Linked DNA regions of Homo sapiens: all the other regions are linked to region 1. Evidence: chromatin contacts called from ENCODE Hi-C or POLR2A ChIA-PET data. All regions are on one chromosome and are shown on one strand. Each heading gives the region's core, a stretch centred on a gene start or an enhancer-like site at or near the end of the contact. The rest is flanking DNA. Distances are from core to core; before and after follow the strand shown. Region 1 holds the start of MFN1 (mitofusin 1). Region 2 overlaps SOX2-OT (SOX2 overlapping transcript). Region 3 holds the start of TBL1XR1 (TBL1X/Y related 1).

What was found. A loop is a pair of places that touch in the nucleus more often than their neighbours do. ChIA-PET counts read pairs that join two places held with the same protein, here RNA polymerase II (POLR2A). Pooled maps may share reads with other maps.
Region 2: a map of endothelial cell of umbilical vein shows a loop between it and region 1 (8-fold over the local background). The contact joins the enhancer-like site here to the promoter of MFN1 in region 1. A Hi-C loop is called at or near these places in 1 of 168 maps with a recorded cell type or tissue (endothelial cell of umbilical vein) and 1 of 50 pooled maps. POLR2A ChIA-PET finds 5 or more read pairs at or near these places in 1 of 52 experiments (AG04450).
Region 3: a loop to region 1 is called in a pooled map, with 9 times the contacts of the local background. The contact joins the promoter of TBL1XR1 here to the promoter of MFN1 in region 1. A Hi-C loop is called at or near these places in 6 of 50 pooled maps.

Annotation. Positions count from the first base shown.
Region 1 is chr3:179,344,568-179,349,671 of GRCh38, forward strand. MFN1 (mitofusin 1) reads left to right here and starts at 3,142. Exons shown (of 18, transcript NM_033540.3): 1 at 3,142-3,243; 2 at 4,278-4,396. The coding sequence starts at 4,285. RefSeq lists enhancers at 2,851-3,380, 3,714-3,933 and a silencer at 3,434-3,593.
Region 2 is chr3:181,627,311-181,632,414 of GRCh38, forward strand. The region is part of intron 5 of SOX2-OT (SOX2 overlapping transcript); the gene reads left to right. Among named protein-coding and RNA genes, the nearest start is that of SOX2, 82 kb to the right of the region's middle. Within about 2 kb of position 1,946, at least 4 of the 41 ENCODE cell types and tissues checked have a DNase peak (open chromatin) inside an H3K27ac peak, as active enhancers do; they include endothelial cell of umbilical vein, where a contact is called at or near this core.
Region 3 is chr3:177,194,791-177,199,894 of GRCh38, forward strand. It overlaps TBL1XR1 (TBL1X/Y related 1), which reads right to left and starts at 2,692. Exons shown (of 16, transcript NM_024665.7): 1 at 2,331-2,692. RefSeq lists silencers at 1,734-1,783, 2,264-2,363, 2,474-2,663, 2,904-3,283 and enhancers at 2,269-2,778, 2,779-3,286.

The DNA.
Region 1 (5,104 bases), core at 1,892-4,391:
CTCTGTCGCCCCGGTTGGAGTGCAGTGGTGAGATCTCGGCTCACTGCAAGCTCCGCCTCCGGCATTCACGCCATTCTCCTGCCTCAGCCTCCCGAGTAGCTGGGACTACAGGCGCCCGCCACCACAACCGACTAATTTTTTTGTATTTTTAGTAGAGACGAGGTTTCACCGGATTAGCCAGGATGGTCTCGATCTCCTCACCTCGTGATCCGCCCGCCTCGGCCTCCCAAAGTACTGGGATTACAGGCTTGAGCCACCGCGCCCGGCCTGGTTTTACTTTTCATGTTCAGGTCTTATACCCATCTGAATTTGTATATAGATATGATTCAAACTTTATTTTTGTTAATTAAATTGAACCAATTTCTCCAATGTGATAAAATAATTTATCTTACCCAGTGATTCATAATACCAATTTTATCATATACCAACTCCCCATGGACATAATTAGCATGTAAATCTGTGTCTTACACAATTACATTCCATCGTTTGTTCCTCCAAGAGTATCACATACTTTAATAGTAACAACATGCTTTAAATATTAAGAGTTGGGTAAGTATAGGCAGAGAACAAGGGAAATAAAGAGAAATGGTTGATAATTTAAAAAATAATAAATATTAGAGCTTTGCTTATAGCAAATAAAAAATAAATGTTAGGACTTATTATAAATATTAAACTTTAGCAAGTACTTCTTCTGCATGTATTGAGATAAATGTGGGTTTCCTCCTTTGGTCTGTCAGTATTATGGATTATATTGATTTCTGTTTGATGATTTCTGTATTCCTAGGAAAACCCTACTTGGATAAAAAAATAATTCTAATACAACGTTGGCCTCAGGTAGCTAATATTTCCTATGTTTGCCTCTGTAGTCCATAAGTGTGAATTTTTTTTTTTTTTTTTTCTGGAGACTGAGTCTTGCTCTTTCGCCCAGGCTGGAGTGCAGTAGCGTGATGTTGGCTCACTGAAACCTCCGCCTCCCGGATTCAAGTGATTCTCCTGCCTCTCCCTCTGGAGTAGCTGAGACTACAGGCACCTGCCACCACGCCTGGCTAATTTTTGTGTTTTTTATTAGAGACAAGGTTTCACCATATTGGACAGGCTGGTCTCGAACTCCTGACCTCATGATCCACACGCCTCATGATCCAAACTGCTGGGATTACAGGCGTGAGCCATCGCACCCGGCAAGATTAATCTTTTCGTTAAACATGTAATAGAAAGTTACCCCGAAAATCATCTAGACCTGGCTAGTTTTGAATATGTGGGAAACTTAGCCTATTCGAGTTTTCTATTTTTTCTCGGTCTAATTTTGGTATTTGATGTTTTCCCAGATTTTATACTTCATCTAAGCTTTTCAATTTGTTGGCATTTATATATATATCTATAGTTATTCTCCCCTTAATTTGTGTCCTTTCATTTTTTATGTTCTTGAACAGATTTGGCAGTGATACATCAAATTGATAATTTCTTTCAAATAACGTTAGTTTTTGTTAATATCTATGTTGGTTTTAGCGTTTATATTTTAATTCTTTTCCTTCTTTGTGTTTACTCTCCTGGCTTTTTGGTAATATGTGTGTTCCACACACACACAAAAGCAATGGATTAAATTTCTTATTACTTACTATATTAAACATTTAATTACCGTGCTATAATTTATAGCCTGTAATATGTCACTCTTGCTTTAAAATGCAGTAATTATATTAAATATAATTATTAAGTACAGAACTAATAAAAGGATACCATCATGATTTTTAAAATTCAAACAGAGTAAATGTTCCCTTTGAGACTACCTATGCTCAGAACTGATGGATTAGCTGGCACGACCCAGACCGATAAACTGGCTCATCTGACCTAGTGTCCCCCAACCCAGGAACTGACTCGTGCAGAAAGACAGCTTCCACTCCCTGCGATTTCATCCCTGACCAATCAGCACTCCTGGCTCAGTGGCCTCCCCCAACCCACCAAATTGTCCTTAAAAATTCTGCTCCCCAGTGCTGCTCGGGGAGACTGATTTCAGTAATAATAAAACTCCAGTCTCCCATACAGCCGGCTTTGCGTGACTAAGTCTTTATTTGCAATCCCCCTGTCTTGTATCAGTTCTGGCTAGTCAGCGGGCAAGGTGAAGGCTTTCCTTGGGCGGTTACCATCCGAAGCTTTAATTTTAAGTATAATGGCAAGCTGTTGGAAAGCTTTTTTTTTTTTTTTTTTTTTTTTTTTTTTTTTTTTGAGATGGAGTCTGGCTCTGTCGCCCAGGCTGGAGTGCAGTGGCGCGATCTCGGCTCACTGTAACCTCCGCCTCCCGGGTTCAAGCAATTCTCTGCCTCAGGCTCCTGAGTAGCTGGAACTACAGGCGCCCGCCACCACCACGCCCGGCTACTTCTTGTATTTTTAGTAGAGACGGGCGTTCACCGTGTTAGCCAGGATGCTCCCGATCTCCTGACCTTGTGATCCGCCCGCCTCGGCCTCCCAAAGTGCTGGGATTACAGGCGTGAGCCACCCCGCCCGGCCTGGAAAGCTTTTTAAGTTCGGAAAGTAATACGATCTGGATTTCTTTTCTTTTATTTATTTATTTATTTATTTGAAAAAATGTCTCGCTCTCTTGCCCAGGCTGGAGTGCAGTGGCACGATAAATCACAGTTCGCTGCAGCCCCGGGCCCAAACAATCCCCCCGCCTCAGTCTCCGAAGTAGCTGGGACCACAGGTGTGTGCCACCACGCCTCGCTAAGTTTTTAAAATTTTTTTAATTTTTCATTTTTTAATTTTGTAGAGACGGGGAGGAGGAAGAGGGTCGGGGGCGGGGGGGGGGGCGCCTCCCTATGTTGCCCAGCCTAGTCTCGAACTCCTGGGCTTAAGAGATATCCCACCCCTTCGGTCTCCCAAAGTGCTGGGATTATAGGCGTCAGCCACCACCATCATTGGAAGCTAGCTAAGCCTAGGCTGGGCAGATACTTGGACACTTTGAGGGGAGAAGGGAGGGGAAGAAGTTGGAAGGGGGAACGGAAAACCACTCTCCTGGTAGCAGTCTCTGCCCACAACAAACCTTGCCTTCTGCCCTTAAGGAAAATGGCGCCTGGCATAGATGCGCTTCCGGCCACGGAGCCAAACAGAACAGAGGAGGCAAGAGGCCGGAAGTGACCGCCCTTTGCCACTCCCCCTGCCTCCTCTCCGCCTTTAACTTCTCGGGAAGATGAGGCAGTTTGGCATCTGTGGCCGAGTTGCTGTTGCCGGGTGATAGTTGGAGCGGAGACTGTGAGTGCCGGCTGCCTCGACAGCACGTTTGCGACGCTCGGAGTGACCTTCGAGCGACTGGGGACCGGGGGCGGGAGTCGTGCATGCAGCGTTGTGTGACGAGGCGCCGCCCGCCGCGGTCCTGTGGGAAAGGAGAGAGCCAGCTGTCGGGCGAACGGGGCTGGCGGCCGAGTCGAGCCCACGGAGCCCACGAGGCCGTGCTCGGGGGTGGGATTGGGGGATCCGGACCTAGACGGTCGTGCGCGGGGCGGGGGTGGGCTCTGGCCCTGACTCCTGCGCCCGGTGTGGGAAGGTGGGAGGCCTTTTCTAAGGCAGGTGTTCACACCGGCCGGACCGGGGCGTTACCCCCACCCGGCTTTTCCCACGCAGCTCCTTCGCGCGGTCATTTCTTGACTCTCTGGAAGAATCCGCCTTCTTTATGGCCACTGTTCCTTTCCATGTACACACCAGGATTAGACCGTGATTGTTTGTCTTTGGTGTCTTTTTCTTGAGAAACCACCTATGCTTTCTTAAACTTATAGTCCTTGAAGTTTCTGGTACTTTGGCTGGAAGCGTTAATGCCCTCTTGAAGCCTTACCTTTCTAAATGTCAGCCTCACATTGTGATCTTAGAATTTTATTTCCTCACTCTGCATATCCACTCCTACTCACCTAGAGCTTCAGGTTGAGAAACTTAGTAACTTCCTTATTGTGTGTGAATTTGGCTTCGCCTCACTAACCCTGTTCCCTGATGTACTTTAGAGTCACATGCAGTGACAAACTTAGTCACAATTAGTTTCGTCTTCACCAAAGGGAAATTGAGTAGAAATTGCAACCAAGATTTTGGCTAATAGATTTCACTTATTTTAGTGAAATATCATTCAAAAGTCGTCTCTAACTGTCTGACTAGAACACTCCCAAAAAAGAATTACCTAAAAACATTTTGCCAGCATAATTTATTTCATTGGGGAGTTGATGAATGTCACTGGTGTGTCATCAGTTTGCATGTCTATCATCCACTTTAGTTGGTGCTTTTCTAACTTTATCTCCCTCTAGTAGCATAATGGCAGAACCTGTTTCTCCACTGAAGCACTTTGTGCTGGCTAAGAAGGCGATTACTGCAATCTTTGACCAGTTACTGGAGTTTGTTACTGAAGGATCACATTTTGTTGAAGGTTAGTTCTTCTTAAGTTTTTAAAGTAATTACTGTTGAAAATATATAAAAGTGCTTATTCTTTCAACGTTAGTTATTGAACACATGTATAGGGCATTATACTGTATACTATGAGAAGTACCATAATGAATAAAACCCCTTTCTAACCTCCAGAAGGGGAAAATTAAATGGTATTAATAACAACTAAGAACTTTAGTATATTAATAGCTCATTTAATTTTCATCACCACTAGGTGATGAGAAATAGCTATGTTAATAGTTCATTTAATTTTCATCACCACCATCTGTCATTTTAAAGATGAAGAGACGAAGTCAAAGAAAAGTTAAACAGTTTGCCCAAGATCACACAGCTAATAAGTGCCCAGACAAAAAATCAGGCAGTCCACATTTAACCATTATACTTGTCTCCTCCCCAATTTAGCAGTTAAGCCAAGACCTCAGACATATCTCATTCTCTCAAATGAGGCTGAATTGCAGTGGAAAGGGGGAAAAAGGAGTTTCATAACTGTTAAAGGTGATGAGGAATGTCATGTCTTACTAGGGAATACTTCTTTTTTTTTTTTTTGAGACAGAGTCTTGTCTTGTTGCCCAGGCTGGAGTGCAGTGGCATGTTCTTGGCTCACTGCAGCCTCCACTTCCTGGGTTCAAGCGATTCTTCTGCCTCAGCCTCCCAAGTAAATGGGACTACAGTGCACGTGCCACCATGCCTG
Region 2 (5,104 bases), core at 696-3,195, 2.3 Mb after region 1:
ATTAAAACCCATTTGAGTTTTTTTTTTTAAACTTTTGAAATATGATATGGATTTGGGTTATCATAGTACAGTGATGCCAAAGTAATGTCACAGTTACTGCTACCTAACTTTTAGTTTTTTCCTCAGTCCTAGGTATATTAAAATTTAATCAGTTATTTCATTTCATAATAATGGCAATCACAGCATCATCGAGCAAGAAAAGTCTCACCAGATTATTTGATAATAATATCAATATTTGATAATGTCCTTGATTCTTGGAAAACTAATGGAAAAATAGTTGTCTACCTAATACAGGAAGCCGTTCTTAATACCTCTTATAGCAATGTAAACACTTTCTTGCCCCAGAATTCTCATGCTGTCTTATTTATAACTATTTTATAGAACTTTTCACTTTCTACTATGCATTATAGTAACTTTCTCTGCTGAATTATTAGCAAATTGAAGGCAGTAACTGTGTTTTATGTACTTTGTAGCCCCAGAATTTTAGCCCAATGCCTGCAAATAGTAAGCTCTCAATCAGCATATGTCAAATGAATTAGGGATGAGGAGTCCTAATCTCTCTTTAACTTCAGCGTCTAACCTCCCTCACTACTTTGGCTAACTAAAGAATCTCTTGCTTGAAATCGGTTAATGTATCTTAATTTTCTGTGGTAACTACAATACATTGGTAACAGATGTTCCATTATTAATGCATTATGTAGGCTTCTTTGCTCCAAGATTTAAAATCTGTATTAATTTTTCCTCAGATGAGCTGTTTTTCATTCCTTTAATTACTATATAGCTATATTTTTAATTTCTTATGGCTTTACCGACCTCAGGTCTGTGACTTTGGGCCAAGACCACACAGGCCCTTGTTACTCTTCCCACTCCCATGTGTGGCACAGTCTCTGTATTTTCAGAAACACCTATGAGAATCGGAAATTAGCTTTCCTGGACTCCTTCACTCCTTAGGGCTTTTACCCACCAACTCTTCATGCTCCTGCTTCAGTGAGGCTAGTTTTCCTTCAGCTAACTTTTGTATATTATCCCTGCCTTTCTTTCTTTTTACTTCCTTTTTCTTTCTTCCTTTCTTCTGTCTCTTTTCTTTCTATTTGTTTTTTAAAATAATATATTTTATAGCCATGTCTCCTAATAGCAGTGCTTTATATATTTATAATGAGTTCCCTGTGTAGAAGCTTTTGTCACAGATAACTTCTCACTTGATTCTTACAGGCCAAGTTCTATGCAGATGAGGAAACTAAATTCAGAGAGGTTAAGTGACTTGCCCAAGGTCACACAGCTAGGTTACAATTTCAGTTTTTACATTTTTAACTTGTTGGCCTCCTTATGAAAATGAAACACAGAAGAGTTCCTTTTCTTAGTTAAGTCTTATCTTTTGTGTAAGGAAAATACCTAATGTAGACCCCCAAAAGCTACATTTGTAGCCAGGTGAATATTTTTCCAGTAATTATATAGATCATTATAAAAAGAAAATGTAGCCTAGTCTAGTGCTTCTGCAACTTCAATGTGCATATAGGATCCTGTGAAAATGCAGATTTTGATTCAGTAGGTCTGTAGTCCTCATGAGCTCCCCGGGGAGCCAAAGCCACCAGTCCATAGGCCTTACTTGGAGTAGTTAGGTCCAATGCACAGAGTAGGGCTTTAGAGCCAGAGATGCTTGATTCACATCGTAGCGCTTCTGTTTACTAACCGTGATCTTGGGCAAGCTCCTTCACCTCTCTGAGCCTGTTTCTTCATTCTTAAAATGAGAATAATAATATATATCTTACTCGCTGAAAGCCAAGCTGGCTTGCAGGGAATTGACTTTTAGTGACTTGGCCTGCTTCCACTACACACTACTACCAGATTAATCTTCCTAAAGCCTCTTTCACTCAGAACTTTCCAGTGAGCCCCATGGCCTGGTGAATTACATACACACTCCTCTTCCCCTTGAGCCTCAAATGTCTGATGTAATAGTCACAAGTCATATTTCTAGCTTGATCTCTTCCTACTTCCTACTGACACTCATGTGTTACTAACACAGAGATTTCCTGTTTCATCTCTCTGATTCACTTTTGTCCTACCCAACCCTTCATCATATCCATAAAAATCTCACCCTTCCATTAAGTCCCTTCTTTCATCCAGGCTCTGGCTGGAAGCATTCTCCCTATTGTCTACCCTCTATTGCTCCCCAAAACTCCCACACATATCGAGTTAGGTCTCACTGGTATTTGAATTTTTCTAACAGTGTGTTTATATCTCTGGACAGTTTCTTTACATTTTTATCTTATATTCTAGTATTTCTATAATGGTGTCTAAGTTCCATGAGGATGTGGATCCGATATCGTTCAGATAGCACAGTGGCAAGAACTCAGCCCTGAGGCCCACAGACCTGAGCATGTACCTCAGGTCAGCTCTGCCATTTGCCAGCTTGTTTGCCTTAGACAGGTCTCCTAAACCATCTGAGCAAAAAGTAGGTGCCAGTAATACCTAACTTGCAGTTACTAGGAAGAAATTTTGTATTAAAAATACTTTACATGGTATCCAACGCACAGGAAGGGCTCCTGTCAGCGAAACTGAATGAATTAGAACTGACTGTTTAATCCCAACACAACTCAGACATTCATTCTAGTTGTGTTAACACTGGATTCAAGCCCAGACTTCCAGTTTGTATGAGTATTTTAACATTTTCTTTTCCGGTTATGTTTATGTCAGTATTAAGTCTTATCAGAATATTCCATATTCTGCCTCTTGAAATCAAAGCACATTTGTTGATCTAGCTCCAATAGGTATAACTTAAATGTGATGATGAAAAGGTAACATAGTGTGCTTTTATTTTAAAGCATGTAGTTTATAGTTAAACCTAGGTTTGAATCTAAACCTAGTGGTTGCCTTAACCTCTCCAAGCTATGGTAATATCTAAGTTGAATTTGGGATTTTTTTTAACTTTTTTTACTCTTAAAAATAATTAGAGGAAGAATATATGAAATAGAAAAATATTTATAGAAACAAGTAGCATATTAGTTCTACAGCCCAAAACACTAATAATATTATAATATTATCATGGATGAGGGGGATAACTCTAAACACCCCAAATAGCCCCCCTTTTGTAAGTTGAATTTACATATATTTATCCTAGAGAATTTAAGTATTCTGTTTATTTCAGTAATTGGTAAGGAGCAGTACATTTTTTTAAACTTCCTATCAGCTAATTTCAAAAAGAACTATATTTAATAAGCTATATCATCATTTAGTTTAACTTTTTGGAGAACAAAATTAAACGATTTTAAAAGTAGAAGTTAAATGATGCCAGTGTAATCAAAGTTGACTCAATGCTTAGACACAGTGTAAGAGATGAATCAAAGTTGCATCTGAACTTAGGGCAACAGAACCAAAGTCACAGCTATAGTCAGTATGTTGTTTTGTTGATGTGGGTAAAGAGGGTTTTCAAAAGAAAAATAGAAAATGGGGCAAACCTTGTTTTAATCAGGGAGTATATGGAAAGAAAATTAAATGCCTATATTAAAACCTATTCTTTCATACTACCAATAACATTTTTCCTTAGCCTCTAGAGACCATCAAAAAACAATGGCTCATAATGCTTTTAGAACAGAAACTGAAGTTGTATACTGTGCATATGTAATCCTACACAAGAGGAAGGCAATGTTTAAAGCTGCTGTCACCTCTTAGGGAAAAAACTGGAATTCTGAGTCAAGTATGTATGCATTTTCTGTTTTCCTGTCTTGTGGGTCTTTATGACTAAAAACATTTTTATGAAATTGCTCTCTGCTTCTTTAAGCTTTGTGTGGTCTTGTTTGTTTGTTCTCAAATCTCAAACCATGCCATAGTTAGGAAACATCTTGAGTTGTTAAAAGTTAAAGAAATTGTATTTTGTTTATGAGCAAAAGAGCAGGCCAAGCAATGTCTTCAGAAACAAAGATCTTATTTTATTTAAAGAAGTTCCTTTTTGTTATAAGCTAGAATGAAGAATGATTTCAGGACAATGAGACAGAAACTACCTCTTGAAAGCTGTAATGTTGAAGCTGGCTACATAGCTAAAATAGAGTAGACTGATTTTCTTTTCTAGGCCTGTTTGGTCAATTTAAACCATATTAATGGGTGATCAAACCCTGAAGAGTTCTCTGAGGATTTAAGTTACCAGCCCACAATATACTGACAATCCACTGAACAACAACAAAACAACATTTAATTTCACTTTATGCAGCACAAACGCAGACTGAGACACTCTATCAAATGGTTAAGAGCATGGGTTTCAAGTCAGATCCACCTGGATGTGAGCTCTGGGTCTAGCACTTGCTAACCATGTAATCTTGGGCAATTTAACTTCATGAATTCTATTTCTTCATCTGTATTATAGGAATGAGGCCATATTTCATGAGAGTAAGATGCATTTTTTTTCACATTTTAACATCTCTGATGTTAGAATGCATGTTACAATTGATGGTGTGTCTTCATTCAATTGCCAACACTTTTTCTTTTCTTACTAGTACATAACTGTGTAATTACAACCTATGACATTTGAGATTCAATTAAATAATTAACATATACCTCATAGAGTTGTTCTGAGATATAAATAAAATAATGATGTAGAACCTTATGTCCTATAAAACCTGCCCCACGGAAGACTTCTAGTAAATCATACCAGTTAATGTTGTACAGTGTGATGTTTGTAAAGTCTGGCATTTTCCTGTCTTGTTAGTCATAATTTCTGTTTGCCAACTCTAAAAGTTAATTTCTTTGCAAAAATCTTTTTGTTGGAACAGTCTGCCTACTGAGTAGCTCGTCAAATTTCCTCTAATTGTTCTGGCAGCATGACATTGACCCTACGGGTTTACATATGAAATATGGTCAAAATAAAGGTTTTATGAAAGTCCATATTGACTTGTCTGATGAGTTGTTTGCAGACAAAAAGAAGAGTATGTAGTGTGCATGCTTCAACAGTGCCTGGCCCACAGGAAGCACTATAGAAGTGGTGTTGAGAGGCAGCAGCATGCAGGGTGGTTAAAGGGAGAGGCTCTCGAGCCAAATTGGCTGCGATCAAATCCTGGCTTTTCCCCTTACAAGCTGTGTAACTTTGGACAAATAATCTCTCTGTGGCCTCCAT
Region 3 (5,104 bases), core at 1,442-3,941, 2.2 Mb before region 1:
ATTAGGTGTCGAGAATACAAATATCAAAAAGATTCTTAGACATACGTATTAAAATGCTTAACACTTCTTTGAAGCAACCAATGCAAAAATATCATCTCTGCAAGGGGTCACTCCATTTACCACCAGTGTCTCCCACATTAATACCCAAAGCTGGTATACGTTAAAAGAAAAATGTCATAAACTGACGGTGAGCTTTGCAACAATTTTTATGCCATTAACATGTCACTTTATTAAGTTCCTTAGCAATAAGAAAAACTTTTCCCAGGCACGTAGTTTTCGTCCCCCATACAGTTTAGTATTTTGTCCTGTAGGTCGGATTCCAACAACTCAAACGTCAAAAAAAATAGTAGTTATTTATGAATTTAATGATTGCGATTACATACATCTCAGTGCAGGATAGGGTTGAAAAAAAAAATCATATTCCAAACAAGAAAACCTGGATTTAAGAGCAAGAAGCCTAATCACACATCACACGCCTAACTGCTCTCAGGCATACTTTCTTCCTGCAGCCCCTCCCCCACAGGTAAATGCTAACTATTTCTAGAACTCTCAACTATTTGGGAAGCTTGCCATCAACTCCCATGATACCACCCAACCCACACCATGTTTTCGGGGAGACAAAGGTGCCCTACTTCCCCAGACTATAAACTATTAAAATGGTGAGAACATACAATCCCAGGAAGTCGGCATTACTAAAATACATCAATGTAGCATGGGTCTTATTTTAACAAAAATGAAAATGAATCACACTGGAAAACCCAAACAGTCACTCATTGTATCTTCAACGTGTAATCGAAATTATTTATTCCAAGTTATTTCAGGTAAGTAGATGAACACACCACGAGGGCCTTATTATCCAAACTGGTGAAGAAGCCTTTAGGAAAAACGGAGGGGGAAGATCACTTAATTATATGAGGTGGGGGGTAGAGCAACCATTCAGTCTTAAAATTCAAACTAAAAATAACCTGGCATTTTCACCCCCCACATTTTATTAACAAGCTTGTTTAGATCAGCATACGGTTCCTGTTTGGAAAACAAGAAAGTGAATAGTAAACTTTCCTAAGTCAACTGTAAATCACATAGGTACTAAAACTCTTCACCCCTGGTGCCTGCACAGTCCAAGATTTCAAGTAAACTCCAGACACTGAGAACACCTAATTTTTAACTAGTTTCCAACATTTCTCATTTGTAATCACCAAATTATCTTAGAGACACTTAGATAACCTAACAAAGAGAGCATTTTTTAAAAGCCACAACCCAAATTTTACATGAAATACACCATTTTCACAACCTAAATTTAATCCCGGTTGCCACTGCGAAGTGATGCCTGTTTCAGCAAATTAAGAACTTCCAAAAATACTGAACACGTTAACACATGCATGGCTTCCCTCGAGCTGCCATTTAAGATTAATATTCCACTTAAATAAAAGTCTGCTTCTGTTCAAAAAATTAAATCGGTTGCAAAGAGGAAGTTACCGAGAAACCACCCTCACAACGTGGCCTTTACACTGTCAGAAAATAACGTGACTCTGTGCCACCCAAAACTTACCAGGAAGCTGGCAATAACTTTGCCAATTCTACACTCCTGAACCCAACTTCAAAGAGCCTCCACCAAATACCTCCTTAAGACGATAAAAAGCACTAAGTTACAAATAAACACGTCCCGGAGCAAGGCCCGGCTGCCGCGCGCCCCTCCCCCGGCCGGCGCCCCCGCCCCGGACGCGCGGCCCCAACAGCCGCCCGCAGCCCCCAGCACGCCGGCCGGGGTCGCCGCGCCCGGGCCGGGGACGCGCCCGGGGAGGGGAGATTTCCATTGCCGCCCGAGGTTTCACAAAATAGCATGCACCGAAAAGCTCCTTCTCCTCTGCTAAAAATAGGCTATAAAGGAGTCGGCCTCATGATGGCTCCTTGATTCAATTTGCTGCAAATCCTTTCCTGAAAGCCTCCCCCCCCAAACACACACGCACAAAAAGGGGGTGTAAATGCACGAAGGGAGGAAGAGGGGGAGAAGGCCGAGGTGCACATTTTCGGGGACAACATAATTAGGGTGAGGATCCCCCGAGACCGGGAAAGGGTAGGGGGGTGGGCAGGCACGTGAGCATTTCAAAGAAACCTGAGAGAGGAAAACGGGGGGATGGGGGCGCCCCAAGTGCCCTCCCTGCCTTCCCTTCCCCCACGCAAGCCCAGTTCCCCCAAGGGCCAAGTTGAAAAATGCATGTTCCACTCGCGCCCATCCCCCCGCGGCCCAGCGCCCCCGGCCGCCTCTGGCCCGCGCCCCCCGCCCAGGCCCCCGGCCGCCCCCACTCCAGGGTCCGGCCCCCAGCGCTTACCTGGAAACGGTGGCCTCCAACGCCGCTCCCCCCTCCCGGGAATGGAGGCACAAGGAAATTCCCCTCCTCGCCGCCGCCGCCACCGCCTCCAACCACCCCCAAAATAACCCCTCCGGGGGGTGAGAGGCAATTATAACCCCAGCGAGCGGAGGGCGCGGGGGATGGGCGCCGGGCGGGCGGGGGCGGGGAGCGCGGCGCGGGTCCCCAGGTGGCGAGCGGAGGTGCTCCCGCCGCGGGGGGAGGGGCGGGGGCGCACGCGGCCGGCGGCGGGGGGAGGCGGCGCGCGGGGGAAGGGCGCGAGCGGGGAGAGGAATTGAGGCAGAAGGTAAAAGCTGTTACTAAGGGAAAGAGCCAAACGGTTCGGAGCAGCCAACGGCTCAGACACTCAACACTGGGGAGAGAGGAATGGGGACCAGCCAGGCACAAATGAGCTCGCGAGGCCCGCGGCGGCGGCGGCGGCGGCGGCCGCGCAGCAAAACAAACCCGAGCGGCCTGCGCCGGGCGGGCGGGCGAGCGGGCGGGCGGGCGCGCGGGGGAGGGGCCGGCGGGGGAGGGGCGCCGCGGACGCCGGGAGGCGGCGGCGGCGCGGCGGGGGGGCTCCAGCGGCCGCGCTCCTCTCCTTCCCGGCCCGCTCTGGCGGCACTGGGGGCTGGGCTGTGCGGCGCATTCTTTTAAAAATCAGGCGAGCCCCGCGGGCACTCGAAGGCGCCTCGGGGCCCCGGGCCGCCCGCCCCGCCCCCACCGCCGCGGGCCGGCCTGGGTGTGCTCGGGTGTGGGCCGCTGGGCCCGAGACGGGTGGGGGCGGGGAGGCCCGCGCGGTGGCCGGGGTGGAGCCGCCGGCGAAGTTTCCCCAAGGACGCCGCGGGCTCCCGCGTGTCCGGGGGGCGGCCCGGCGGCGTTGGGGGCTGGGCGCACACGCGGCGGGCATGTGGGGGAGTGCGGCGCGGCATCATATGGACATTTGTTTGTGAAAATCTCTGTGAACACCTTTGTGTGCGTAAATACATATGGTTCTCCGAAGCGTACCTGGAAAGGTGCTTTATCTGTAATAAGCGACTTTCAAAATGTGATCCAGAGCACGGGATCTGGAGAGAAAACACGCACACAAGAAAAGGTTTTTGATACTAAACACAAAGCTGTAATTGAAGTATTTATGCCCAAATGTACTGTGAATCAAGCATATGGTGGTATTTATCATCTGGTGGGTCTGTTTGAAAGGTTTGCTCGATCAGTTCTTATTTCACAAAAATAAAATAATGTAACTAAATGTTTACTAAATATATACCTGCACAGTGGCATCCACAGTAGAAGTTTATCCACTTTGTGTACTTTTTGCATGTGTGAAGCACAGCAAGGCGGTTTATAAAGTATAACTTAGATGAGTGATAATGTGGCAGTATGGTTGAGGGAGGGTTGTTTTTAAAGAAGGGAGGCACCTCACAGGTTTTAAAGCAAATGGGGTGGTAATCTTTCTAAGACTTTCAGAAAGATGGGGTAGGGTGCTTTTTAGAGCTTTGTATAAGCTCAGGACTGGAGAAGCAGCCACCCTTTTACATTAAGATACGACTTGAAACCTTTTTGTTATTTCGCTTATTACTGCCTTCAAAGCAAAATAATGTTTGCAGCTTTCTTAAAGGTGAAGGGTTCTGTTTTCCTACTTTCATCAGAATATTTGAAAATAGATGTAGTGATCACTTTAAAGCAACCATCATTTCCTCTCAATATCAGAAACCTGAAGTTTTGCGACACACACACACACACACACACACACACACACACACACACACTACTCGTAACTTGCACCAGTCTGGACTCCTGGTGGCCTAATAAGTTCAGTAATTAGACAGGTGCTTTCTTGGCCAAGGTCAATGTCTCTTTCCCCCCTGAGCCCTTGCTTGGGGGAGCTGCCAGAGGCCTTTCCTGAATGACCTAGTGGGGCAGGGAGCAGGAAAACCATCAGAGGAAAGGGAGTGGGATTGGAAACTCCCTTCCAACCACCAGAGAGTTCAAAGCATATTAGTGGTGTGTCCTTAGAGCTATTTTCATGTATGAAAGTGGGAATGTTGGATTAAACAATGTCACCCGATGGGAATTTAGATAACTGCAGGTTTCCAAAACACTATGCAGAGTGTACAGGGAAACCGCACAAAGCAAGTTTTGCATTTCAATAGGATTCTAAAGCTGAGGCTTGTTTACCTCAGAACTAACACCTTTCAGAAGACTTTATTTCAGAATTGAAAAGAGTATATAGTATCTTCCTTTTTTTTTTTTTGAGTTGATAAATGACGTAGATATCACTAAACATACCCTGTCTTCAGTAAGTAAACTATCTCGGTGGAGCCACTCAATGAAACATATCTATTGGCTTAGATTATTTTTTAAGTTTCATATTGTGCCACCACGGGCGGGTCCTCTCCATACAGCAGTGACTGTAAAATCAAACCCCACTTTCAGTGAGTGAGGACTTCTCAACCATACCATTCTTAAAGCGTCATATTCAAAGCTGCCCACCCCACCCCTTCTCCTTCCCCTAAATGACTTCTATCCCTTATTCCACAAGGGAGGAGACACCCTCCTTCAGGTTCATAGGATCAGGTCTTCCAGCCTGAAGTTCTTATACCCTACACCAAGCTGCCTCCTAAAGTTGTTCAGTGTTAGTTGAGCCTCCTCACAATGATAATAATCCATGCATTTGTTTATATCCCTGTAGTTTACAAGACATTTCTGTGCGTAAATGACTGCATTTAAATATGAAGATCATCGAGGCTGGGGAC